Linked DNA regions of Homo sapiens: region 2 is linked to region 1. A link is a loop called in an ENCODE intact Hi-C map of the cell type or tissue named here. Cell type or tissue: spleen. All regions are shown on one strand. Each heading gives the region's core, and the rest is flanking DNA. Links, peaks and the distances in the headings are about the cores only. Region 1 overlaps HCG27 (HLA complex group 27). Region 2 has its middle 7.6 kb from the start of HLA-C.

What was found. Peaks named below come from ENCODE experiments on the same cell type or tissue, not always from the same donor. Only the 100,000 strongest peaks of a DNase experiment are listed, where the experiment ranks them.
Region 2: it touches region 1 in a loop (2.6-fold over the local background); 61 of 110 quality-filtered maps call a loop at or near these places.

What each region holds. Positions count from the first base shown.
Region 1 is chr6:31,200,998-31,206,376 of GRCh38, reverse strand. HCG27 (HLA complex group 27) reads right to left here. Exons shown (of 2, transcript NR_026791.1): 2 at 2,409-4,005. Among named protein-coding and RNA genes, the nearest start is that of HCG27, 5.9 kb to the right of the region's middle. RefSeq lists enhancers at 303-1,021, 1,022-1,741, 1,742-2,461, 2,462-3,182, 3,341-3,879 and 1 more. In spleen, for the core only: no CTCF peak of the experiment used is centred there; a DNase peak (open chromatin) is centred at 2,326; H3K4me3 peaks cover 3,423 bases; H3K27ac peaks cover 4,471 bases.
Region 2 is chr6:31,261,767-31,267,145 of GRCh38, reverse strand. No RefSeq gene overlaps it. Among named protein-coding and RNA genes, the nearest start is that of HLA-C, 7.6 kb to the left of the region's middle. RefSeq lists an enhancer at 1-659. In spleen, for the core only: no CTCF peak of the experiment used is centred there; no DNase peak of the experiment used is centred there.

The DNA of each region.
Region 1 (5,379 bases), core at 197-5,196:
GTAGTCCCAGCTACTCGGGAGGCTGAGGCAGGGGAATTGCTCGAACCAGGGAGGTGGAGGTTGCAGTGAGCTGAGATCGGGCCACTGCACTCCAGCCTGGGTGACAGAGTGAGATTTCATCTCAAAAAAAAAAAAAAAAAAAAGTTTTCTTCCGGTAAAGATAAAACTCTGCTCTCACCAAAGGCAGAGGAGCCCTGACACACAAAGCAGAAAGAAAGAAACTTTAGGACAATTTTTATCAGTCTTACGGGTTAGAGAGAAAAAGAAAGCAAATGAAAGTCTGTGAATACAGATGGATCAAAAAGGACAATAAATTTTCATGGAAGGACAGAATTCAAAAGGGGTGAAATGCAAAGAAGTGCAAACATAACAAGATGATTGTTAGTAGTAAGAAAAATGAAGATCTCCAGACATTGCAAATGAGGATTCCCAGACAGTGCACAGCCTGGACGGAAGCCCTGCCAGCTTCACAAACTTCCTGTCAAGGAGGGCCACAGTGAACTAGATCTACTTGGTGTGAACTTTGAAGTCCTCACCTCTGCTTGTCACCTATCAGGCTATCAGGATGAACTGATAAATCAGCTGAAGGGAGCAAAGTCACAGTGCGTGAGAATTGTTTTGGAGATTTGTAAGTGGAAGAATGAGAGGAAAGGGAGAGACTCAGTGATGGAAAAGAAAACCTTAAGCCTTAAAGTGGTGAGGATTGTATCAATAGTTTTACTCTTTGGCAATTGTTTATTATATTTATTTAAAAAAAATTTTTTTTTGAGACGGAGTTTTGCTCTTGTTGCCCAGGCTGGAGTGCAATGGCATAATCTCGGCTTACTGCAACCTCCGCCTCCTGGTTCAAGCAATTCTCCTGCCTCAGCCTCCCGAGTAGCTGGGATTACAGGAATGTGCCGCCATGCCCAGCTAATTTTGTATTTTTAGTAGAGATGGGGTTTCTCCATGTTGGTCAGGCTGGTCTCAAAATCCCAACCTCAGGTGATCTGCCCACCTCGGCCTCGCAAAGTGCTGAGATTACAGGTGTAAGCCATCGCACCCACCTATTATCTTTTAATTTATACAGTTTCAAAATATTCCAATGTTTAGTATATACCCTAGAGGTGTTTCAGTGACAGTAGAGGAGGTGGCTTTCTAGGTAACAAGAGAATCCTGCAACCACAGAAACATGTACCAAAATCCAGGAGGTCATCGGCATCCCTGTGAGCTAAGCCGGACGATGGAGTCCAGGGTGTTCCCTTGAATCCCCATGAAACTGAGGCCCTAGGAGGTCATGGGCATTTGCCATGCACCATTCTAGGTCTCACTGGTGCTGGACGTCTCCAAGCTGAACTGAAGTGATCTCTGCTGCCAGCCGGGGAGCCTGGATGTCTCACCAACAAGCCCTTCCTTATTTCACTGATCTGCCATTTTTAATGTCCAGTCATCATGCTTGGAATGCCTGGTTATAGTCCCCATGACTACACATCCATGTGGCCACACATCCTGCACTCAACATGGATGGCCTCTTGGAACGTCTCCTGTTCTCAGAGGAGACGTTCAGAACACACTCCTCTGAGACTCAGAGGAGTCTCAGAACACACAGAGCCTGGAGGAATGGGGACTGTTGGCAAAAGTAGATCTAATGTGTCCCTCAAGGTGAACAAAAATCTTTGAAGAGATTACTTGATTAACAAACAAGTGCTGGGCGCGGTGGCTCATGTCTGTAATCCCAGCACTTTGGGAGGCCAAGGTGGGCTGATCATAAGGTCAGGAGTTCGAGACCAGCTGAGCCAGTATGGTGAGACCCCGACTCTATTGAAAATACAAAAATTAGCCGGGCGTGATGGTGCACGCCTGTAATCCCAGCTACTTGGGAGGCTGAGGCAGGAGAATCGCTTGAGCCCAGGAGGTGGAGGTTGCAGTGAGCCGAGATAGAGCCACTGCACTCCAGTCTGGGTGACAGAGTGAGACTCTTGTCTCAAAAAAAAAAAAAAAAAAAAAGTTACAATAGCCAGTAAGTACAGATCAGGTGCAGTCCTGGGAGGAACAGCAAAACAAAAAGTGAAACAGAAGCAGCAAAAGTCCCAAGGCTGAATAATCAGGGCGTTCCATCCAAATAAGGTAATTGTAAACACTGTAAAAGCAGCAGCCAAATGGAAAGCAATCACAATTAGTTGCTCAAAGAATGTGAGTGAGTTAAAAGGTCCTCCCCCAAAACCTTAATAGATCTGGGGAAAGCAGTGATAGTCAATCAGGGGTCTCTGGCTGCCATAGTACTCACCAGTAGTGAAGGGAAACTGAAACCAACGAAGCAGACAAACCTCTGAGTCATGGCACCGGAAATGTTGACGGCTGTTGTAATACCTTGGTTCTTGACTTCTTCATTTAAAAGAATTTAAACAAGAAACACGCAGCAAAGGAGATGAAGTACAAAGCAATTTATTACAAAGGAAAAATATTATTTTGAAAGTTAAGTGCAAAATAAACTGTACACCCTGAGAGGATTCAGGGTGGGCTGCTCCTAAGGATGAGACAGCATTGATCACTGCTGGAGAAACTCCCTTTATGGGAGTCTTACATGATTATTCACAGGAGGTGGGTGGGAAGAGGTGTTACTAGCAAGCATGTTCTGGGCGGTCTTCTGGGTGCACGTGTGCAGTAGCTGTACATGCTTGTTCATACATCTCATGACTCATTAGCATCTTAAATCTCCACCCAGGGCTGTGTTTTTTTTCACTATTGTGATGAGCAAAGGGTCAGTCTGAGAACAGGTGGAAATGCACGTGTTCTGTACAGGGTAAACTCCCTATTGGAGATAGCTTTGCTTGAATGAGCTGGACTACAATGTGAATGCTAGAGTTTATTGTGTTGATTGTGTGGTCATCACCAGTCGCTATGTCCCGAGGACATGTTTACTTTTTTCATTACCTATACTTCCTCAATTCCAACACCTGCCTGAGCTTACACAGGCAAATAAATGACTCATTTCAGCACCACCTTAGAGCTTATTCAGTGCAGCCTTTGACATCCCTCAGAGGAGAAGTTTTCCAAGCATGATTTTATTTTGTAAAGCCTCCGTTTTTTCAGCCTGCAGAGCTGAGACATTGATAATTTTATTCTCAAATATTTAGAGACTTTCTTATAAGATTTTCACATCTTGGTAACAAATTTCACTTACAAAATTTGCCAGAATAGGCAAAAGGAAAGAGACAGCAGGAGGGATCACTAAGATTTTTCTTTCCTGTGGAGTATTTTACTGTTCCTGCTTCTCTTTTCACTTTCCTGGGCTTGGGGGAAGGGCAGCTCCCTCGGACCATGAAAGAAAAATGGTAATACGGAAACATCTGTCTTTATCGCCTCCCCCAACCCTTCCACTCTGCTCTGGCTGTGCCCATTCTCCCTCCCACCCCCTGGCCCATAAGCCTTTTCCTTCTCCCAACCTCACCGAGAGCCCAAACTCTCACCTACAGCTGGCTCCTCAGTGGGAACTGAGTCATTACCTGCTAAAGGGTAGAAGAGGAGAGAGAGAGGCCAGAGCCTGGGGATGGGGCAGAAGGTGCGGCAGGAAGGAAGGTTAGAGTGAGAAAAATTTCCAAATAAGGGGTGATGTGTGAGTGCTCAGAGGGTGACTGAGGACATCTCCAGCATTTCCATTGAGGAGGGAGGAAGGAGGGGCCCTTGGGTTCTGGGGCAGATGCCGGCAGGGTCTGGATGAGATGCCCCCAACCTCAACCCTGGTCCTCTGAAAACACTTCACCCAGTCACACTGAGGAGCCCCTCCAGGCCCAGGGGCCCCTCCAGGTAGGCGTATCTCAGCTCCTCTCTGGAAGGACCCCCACAGCTGCCCAGCCCTGGTATGTCTCATCTCCCTGGTTCTGGTCCCCTTGAGTCTTGAGTCCGGGGTTGGCTCCTTCCCTTCCTGCAGCCGGGTCAGAGTGAGCTTGGCAGATGAGAAGCCAGGTGCTCTGCATGGCAAGGTGTGGTTGCCCTCAGGGTCCTCCTTGTCAGGGACCACAAGCCCTGGGGAAGGAGGCACTCGATGTAGGAGACAGAGAGCAGAGAGGTGGAGTGAGGGTGGGACACGCTTTGGCCTCCCCTCCTCTCCTAGTCTTCCTCCACATGCCAGTGCCTTTCCCTCCCCAACTCCACGTCGTATAAGAGCCACAGCAGGAAGGGTAGACCTGGGTCCCCAACATTCTTTGAAGAAGTCTTTCCATAAGTGTGTCCACCTCCATTCCCACTGCAGCTTTAGGGTCTGCCTCAGTGCAGAGCCCTGGGTATGTACAGAGCATAGGTGTACATGAGGGTGATTCTGGAAGGTTCTTCCTTTGCACATACCTGCGTGTCTCAGTTTCTCTCCTCTTCAAGTCTGCTCAAATGGCACCTTCATGAGGCCCACCCTGACCACCCTACTTAAAATGCCACCTCTATTACTTTGCATTGATTGTCAACTTTGCATTTTTTTTTTTTTACTTTTTTTCTTTTTTTTTGAGGTGGAGTCTTGCTCTGTCACCAGGCTGGAGGGCAGTGGTGCGATATTGGCTCACTGCAACCTTCACCTCCTGGGTTCAAGCGATTCTCCTGCCTCAGCCTCCAGGGTAGCTGGGACTACAGGTGCACGCCACCACATGCAGCTAATTTTTGTATTTTTAAGTAGAGACAGAGTTTCACCATATTGGCCAGGATGGTCTCGATCTCTTGACCTCGTGATCCACCCATCTCGGTCTCCCGAAGTGCTGGGGTTACAGGCGTGAGCCACCGCACCTGGCCTATTTTTTCTTTTTATCACCTATCACTTTGTAAACATAAAAGTCCTTTTCCAAAGATGGCCTCAACAATATCTCCCATCCCACATGCTCTTTAGCAATGTGACCTTGCCATCCTCTATCAAGAGCTGATGCTAATCCCCCTTTTTGGATCTGGGACTTGCTTTGGTGACTAGAACATGAGGAACGTGATGCTGCCTGACTTCTGAGGTTCCAGCATAAGATGCCTTGTGGTTCTGACTTGGCCACTTGAAACACCCGGACCCCAGGTGCAGAGCCAGAAGCAGCCAGGGCACGTGGAGGAGCAGGTGGAGGAGAAACCAAGTCACCTGGTTCACAGCCTCAGTGAGTTCCCAGCCAACAAGCCAGCACCAACTGCAGCCCTGTGCAGGAGCCTCTTGAATGTGTTGGACCAGCTGGGCTCCAGATGATGGTGGCCCAGCCCATGTTGTATGGAGCGGAAGAGCTGCCCAGCTGAGCCCAATCAGCCCACAGAATGAGAGATAATATAAAGGTTGTTTATAATATATATATACATATATATATATTTTGGGGGGGATGGAGTCTCACTCTGTCACCCAGGCTGGAGTGCAGTGGCACAATCTTGGCTCACTGCAACCTCCACGTT
Region 2 (5,379 bases), core at 261-5,260, 61 kb before region 1:
TGGGGTGGCAGTTGGGCAGACAACTCCACAGTTCAGGGGAAAGGACTGGGCTGGAGAAATAGATTTAAGAGGTCACACCACATAAAGGATACTTAAAACCTCAAGCATGGATGAAGCACCAAGGGAGTGATTGACTATGGAAAAGAATGAGTGCAAGGACTGAACCCTGGACCTCCAGTTGTAAGGGATCTGATCAGACCACAGAGCAGACTGCACAGTTCTGGCCCCACGTCTAGAGGACACTCAGACAAGGAACCCCCATGTGCACCAGGATCACCTGTATGTGGTGCTGAGATCCAGGAAGTCTGGAGTCGAGCAAGAGATTCTGGATTTATGACAAGGCTGGAGCTCACGTTACTGGTCTCCTGATCACACTTGGAGCAGCCAGAACACCAGGATCCCACATGTCTGCATCAGCCTCGCCTGTAAGGCTTGTTATGTAAATGATTCCTTGGTCTTGTGCATAATATTGTGAGACAGGGGTTCTGAGGAGTGGCCTGAGTATTTTCTAAGCCTCCACCAGAAATCTTGTTGCTCAGCCGGATCAGGAACCTCAGAGATCAGAGAGTGCCCAGGGTGGGTGAGTGGGTGGGGTGGGGTGGGTTTTCAAACCCTGTTTAAAAGAGGATTTTTCTTGCAGAAAGGAAAGGGAGGATGTATATCATCAGTTAAGAGATGTGATATTCCCTGTTGATCTCTCCACCATGAGGTAGAGGCCAGGTAGACAATTCAGGATGTGGCTGTCACACAAGGAACACCTCCGAATGCTGCTCTCTGACCCTGGTCCATAGATTCATTTCTCACTCACCTCTTGGAGAAAACTATGGAAAACAAATTTCTGTAATTTACACATAAAGTAGTATATCTGGTATTGGGGGTTAATTTTATTGTGGGGAAGGCCACAGAACCAGGCTGAAAACTACACATCCCGGAACAGAATCCATAGCCCACGCCCCTGGATCAGGTCCCTCCTAGGAACAACTGCCCCTGCTGCTGAGCACAGACACCACTGCTCACACCTCTGACATCCTGGTGCTGGACACTGGACCCCAAGGCTAGGATAGATGTCACTGCTGCACCTGGCAACTGGACATCACTACTGACACTCAGCCATGTTTACTAAAATGCATTCTGCACAATCCCAGCCTTTCTGTGTCACCTCATACTAGCTCAGAGTCTGGCAGTGATATAGGATTTAAGAAGAAATTATTTAGGCAGGTAGTGAGGGTACAGAAGTCTCAGTAAGGTTTTCTTTTTAATGGAAAGCAGGCCCCAAATCATTTTCTTTTCTGACAAAGACCAGCCTGTAAAATCAAGCTTCAGACATAGACAAGCAAGCTGGAAGCTTGCACGAGTGAATGCTGGCAGCTGTGCCAATAGGAAAAGGACACCTAGGACTAGACGTGTTCACAATGATGGCTCCATCTTCCCTTCTTTTTGCCAGCCATGTGTTCAGTAAAGAGCAGGCAACATAGCACCGGCCAATAAACTCACTCCTTGTGTGTCACTGTCCTTAATCTTCTTGGCAAGATACAATGAACCCTGAGTATTTACCTGAGACAACAATGCCGCTTCAGCAGGTGGTCATCTGACTGATGGAGTTTAAGACTCATGTCCATTATCAACTGCAGGGGTGACTGGAGTGTTGTGCTATTCTAGGGATGCGGGTGGTTTCTATCTCCTCTTAACATTTTACATGTTGTAAACCAAAAATAAACTTCAAACCCACCCTCTCCCAACCATCTTAATGGACACCCTCCTCAGCCAGGGTGCTCAAAAGTTAACTTGAAAGACTGGCTCAAGCCACCATGGGAAGCAGGTGTTGAACATGCCTCATTATGGCCTCTTCCCTTTTGGAATTCAGGAAAAGCTGACCAGCAATTAACATCAACACAGACCTTAAGTCTGATCAGAAACATTATAATCTATTCTCTCTGAAGCCTGGCACCTGGAGGCTTCAACTGCATGATAAAATTTTGGACTCCACAACCTCTTATCATAACCCAGACGTTCCTTTTTATTGATAATAACTCAACCAATTGCCAATCAGAACATTTTAAAATCTACCTATAACCTAGAAGCAGTAACCCCCAACCCCCGCTTGCTTCAAATTGTTCTGCTTTTCTGGACTGATCCAATGTATATCTTAAATACATATTATTAGTGTCTCATATCTTCCTAAAATGTATAAAACCAACCTGTACCCCAACCACATTGAGTACATGTTCTCAGGGTCTCCTGAGGGAAGTGTCATGGGCTGTGGTCACTCGTATTTGGCTCAGAATAAATCTCTTCAAATATTTTATGAAGTTTGCCTCTTTTCATTGACAGTGTGGAATTCTGATGTAGTAAGAGGGTTGAAGTGCTGGAGTGTGAAGGGTGGGAAAAGAATGATAAATTTTAATTATTGGAGCAGTGCTCCAAGACAAGAAATTTATCTTGTATCTGGTAGGGATTCAGAGTGTCTGAATGAACCAGTGACTAATAAATAACATCTTTCCACCCATTCCATTGAAAATAAGTTATTACATCAAGTTTTTGTCTATCCCAGTTCATACTCCAGATTATTGGAGTGGCATTGTGTGCTTGGCATTGTCTCTTACTAGGATTAAAACACCCAGGTTTGTAAGATCTCAGAGGATCTGGTTGCACACTGATGTTTTATATTAATATTTATATTTTCTTGTGTGTGGAAATATTTCTGGGGAGAGAATCTCTGACACTTATTAGTTTTTATGTGACCCCCTCAAAGGCCTAAAAAATCCTAACTTCTAGGTTAGAGGTAGGGCCACTCCATGTCTGGACAATGAATAGCTGGTAGAAACCTGTGTTTAGCAGACTTAGGGACATGAAATAAATGCTTAATTTTTTTTTATCTTTTCCTCTGGGACCGAAGAAGGTAGAGGTTTACTTGCTTACTCTTACTGTTGTTGCGGGAAGTCAAGGACCCTGAACGGAGGGACTGGCTGGAGCTGCGGCAGAGGAACATAAATTGTGAAGATTTCATTTTAATATGGACATTTAACAGTTCCCAAATAATACTTTTATAATTTCTTATGCCTGTCTTTACTTTAATCTCTTAATCCTGTTATCTTCATAAGCTGAGGATGTACATCACCTTAGGACCACTGTGATAATTGTGTTACAATTTGATTGTAAAACGTGTGTTTGAACAATATGAAATCAGTGCACCTTGAAAAAGAAGAGAATAACAGCAATTTTTATGGAACAAGGAAAGACAACCATAAGGTCTGACTGCCTGCGAGGTTGGGCAAAAAGAGCCATATTTTTTCTTCTTGCCCAGAGCCTATAAACAGACGTGCAAGTAGGAGAGATATCACTAAATTTTTTTCCTAGCAAGGAATATTAATATTAATACACTGGGGAAAGAATTCATTCCTGGGGGAGGTCTATAAACGGCTGCTCTGGGAATGTCTGTCTTATGCAGTTGAGATAAGGACTGAGATATGCCCTGGTCTCTTGCAGAACCCTCAGGCTTACTAGGGTGGGGAAAAACTCTGCCCTGGTAAACTTGTGGTCAGACCACTTCTCTGCTCTCAAACCCTGTTTTCTGTTGTTTAAGATGTTTACCAAGACAATACGTGCACTGCTAAACATAGACCCTTATCAGTGGTTCTGCTTTTGCCCTTTGTCTTGTTCCCTCAGAAGCATGTGATCTTTGTTAGACCCCTATTAGTAGTTCTGCTTTTTGCACTCAGAAGCGTGTGATTTTTTACCTACTCCTTGTTCTTACACCCCCTCCCCTTTTGAAACCCTTAACAAAAACTTGTTTGTCTGAGACTCAAGCGGACATCACAGTCCTACTGATATGTGATGTCACCCCTGGTGGCCCAACTGTAAAATTCCTCTCTTTGTACTGTCTTTCTTTATTTCTCAGCTGGCTGACACTTATGGAAAATAGAAAGAACCTACGTTGAAATATTGGGGGTGGGTTCCCCCAATATACTGTAAGTTTCTCTCTGTGGGATGGTGATGGGGTTTTCCTCCAGCCAAATAATTTTCTGATTCTCCAACAGCAACTGGGAGTCCTAGAATTTGACTCAATTCTGACACTAACTACCTGGAGTTAGCCTCAGACTCCACAGGTTTAAGGACTCAGTCCCACAAGTCTGTCCTCACTTCAGATGCAAGTCACAAGTTATTGGGTTCCAGGTTACCTGCACTTCTGTCTATCATGGCTGCAAAGTCAGGGGTTTCTCACCTCCCAAGGTTTGGGAATTCTTAAACTAACTCAAAGAACTCAGGAAGTTCCTATAGCCATGTAAACCAAAAAACATCTGAGACAGGTATCAATCAGTTTAGAAGTTTATTTTGCCAAGCTGAAGATGTACCTTGGAAACAGAGACACAAATTATTGTAGCATCTGTGGCCCATGCTTTTTACTAAGAGGGTTTTGAGGACTTCAATATTTACAGGAGAAAGAGCAGGCAGGAGAGGAAAAAGGAACAGGCAACTATGCTTTCATCGAGTGCTCAGTAAATCTGCATTTTACATAAGACAAAGTAAATGTTGGGTAGAGAAGTCAAATACACATTTGTCTCCAGGCGAGTGGAGGGATGATTTCTGGTCTTGTCTTTGTCCTGTACCTGTGAAGATAAGCTGTTAATTTACATTGTTAGGGTGAAATTCAACAAAACTCTGTTTTAGAGTAAAGATGTTGGGGCCCACAAGGAATTATCTTGTGAACAATTTGTGAGGGAGGCCACCTGGGGAGATATGTGGTCCTCAATCTTTGCAGTTATTTGTTTAGGAACAAAAGAAAGGCAGTTTTTCCATCACTCAGTTACCAAACTTAACTTGTCCCTTTGGTATAGTGAATTTGGTGTCCCTAAATTTTATTTTTCTTTCACACTCAGTATCGTAGTTTATTATTGTTATAGCTTAAATCAGTGGTCCCCAACTTTTTGGCACCAGGGACCAATTTCATGGAAGACAATTTTTCCATGGACCAGCAGAGGTAGCAGGGAATAGGGGGGAATGCATTGAGGATGAAACTGTTCCACCTCAGATGATCAGGCATTACTGTTTCATATGGAGCATGCAACCTAGATCCCTCGCATGCAGAGTTCACAATAGGGTTCATGCTCTTATGAGAATCTAATTCCGCCACTGATCTGACAGGAGGCGGAGCTCAGGTGGTCATGCTCATGCTCTCTCACCCACTAGTGACCTGCTGTGCGGTCTGGTTCCTGCCAAGCCAGGAACCTGTACCAGTCCACAGCCGGGGGTTACAGACTCTTGGTTTAAATTATGCCACTATAGTAGAACACCTGAGACTGGATAACTTAAAATGAACAGAAATTTATTTTGTTCATGGTTGTTGAGGATGGGAATTCCAAGACCAAGGACTGTACCTGG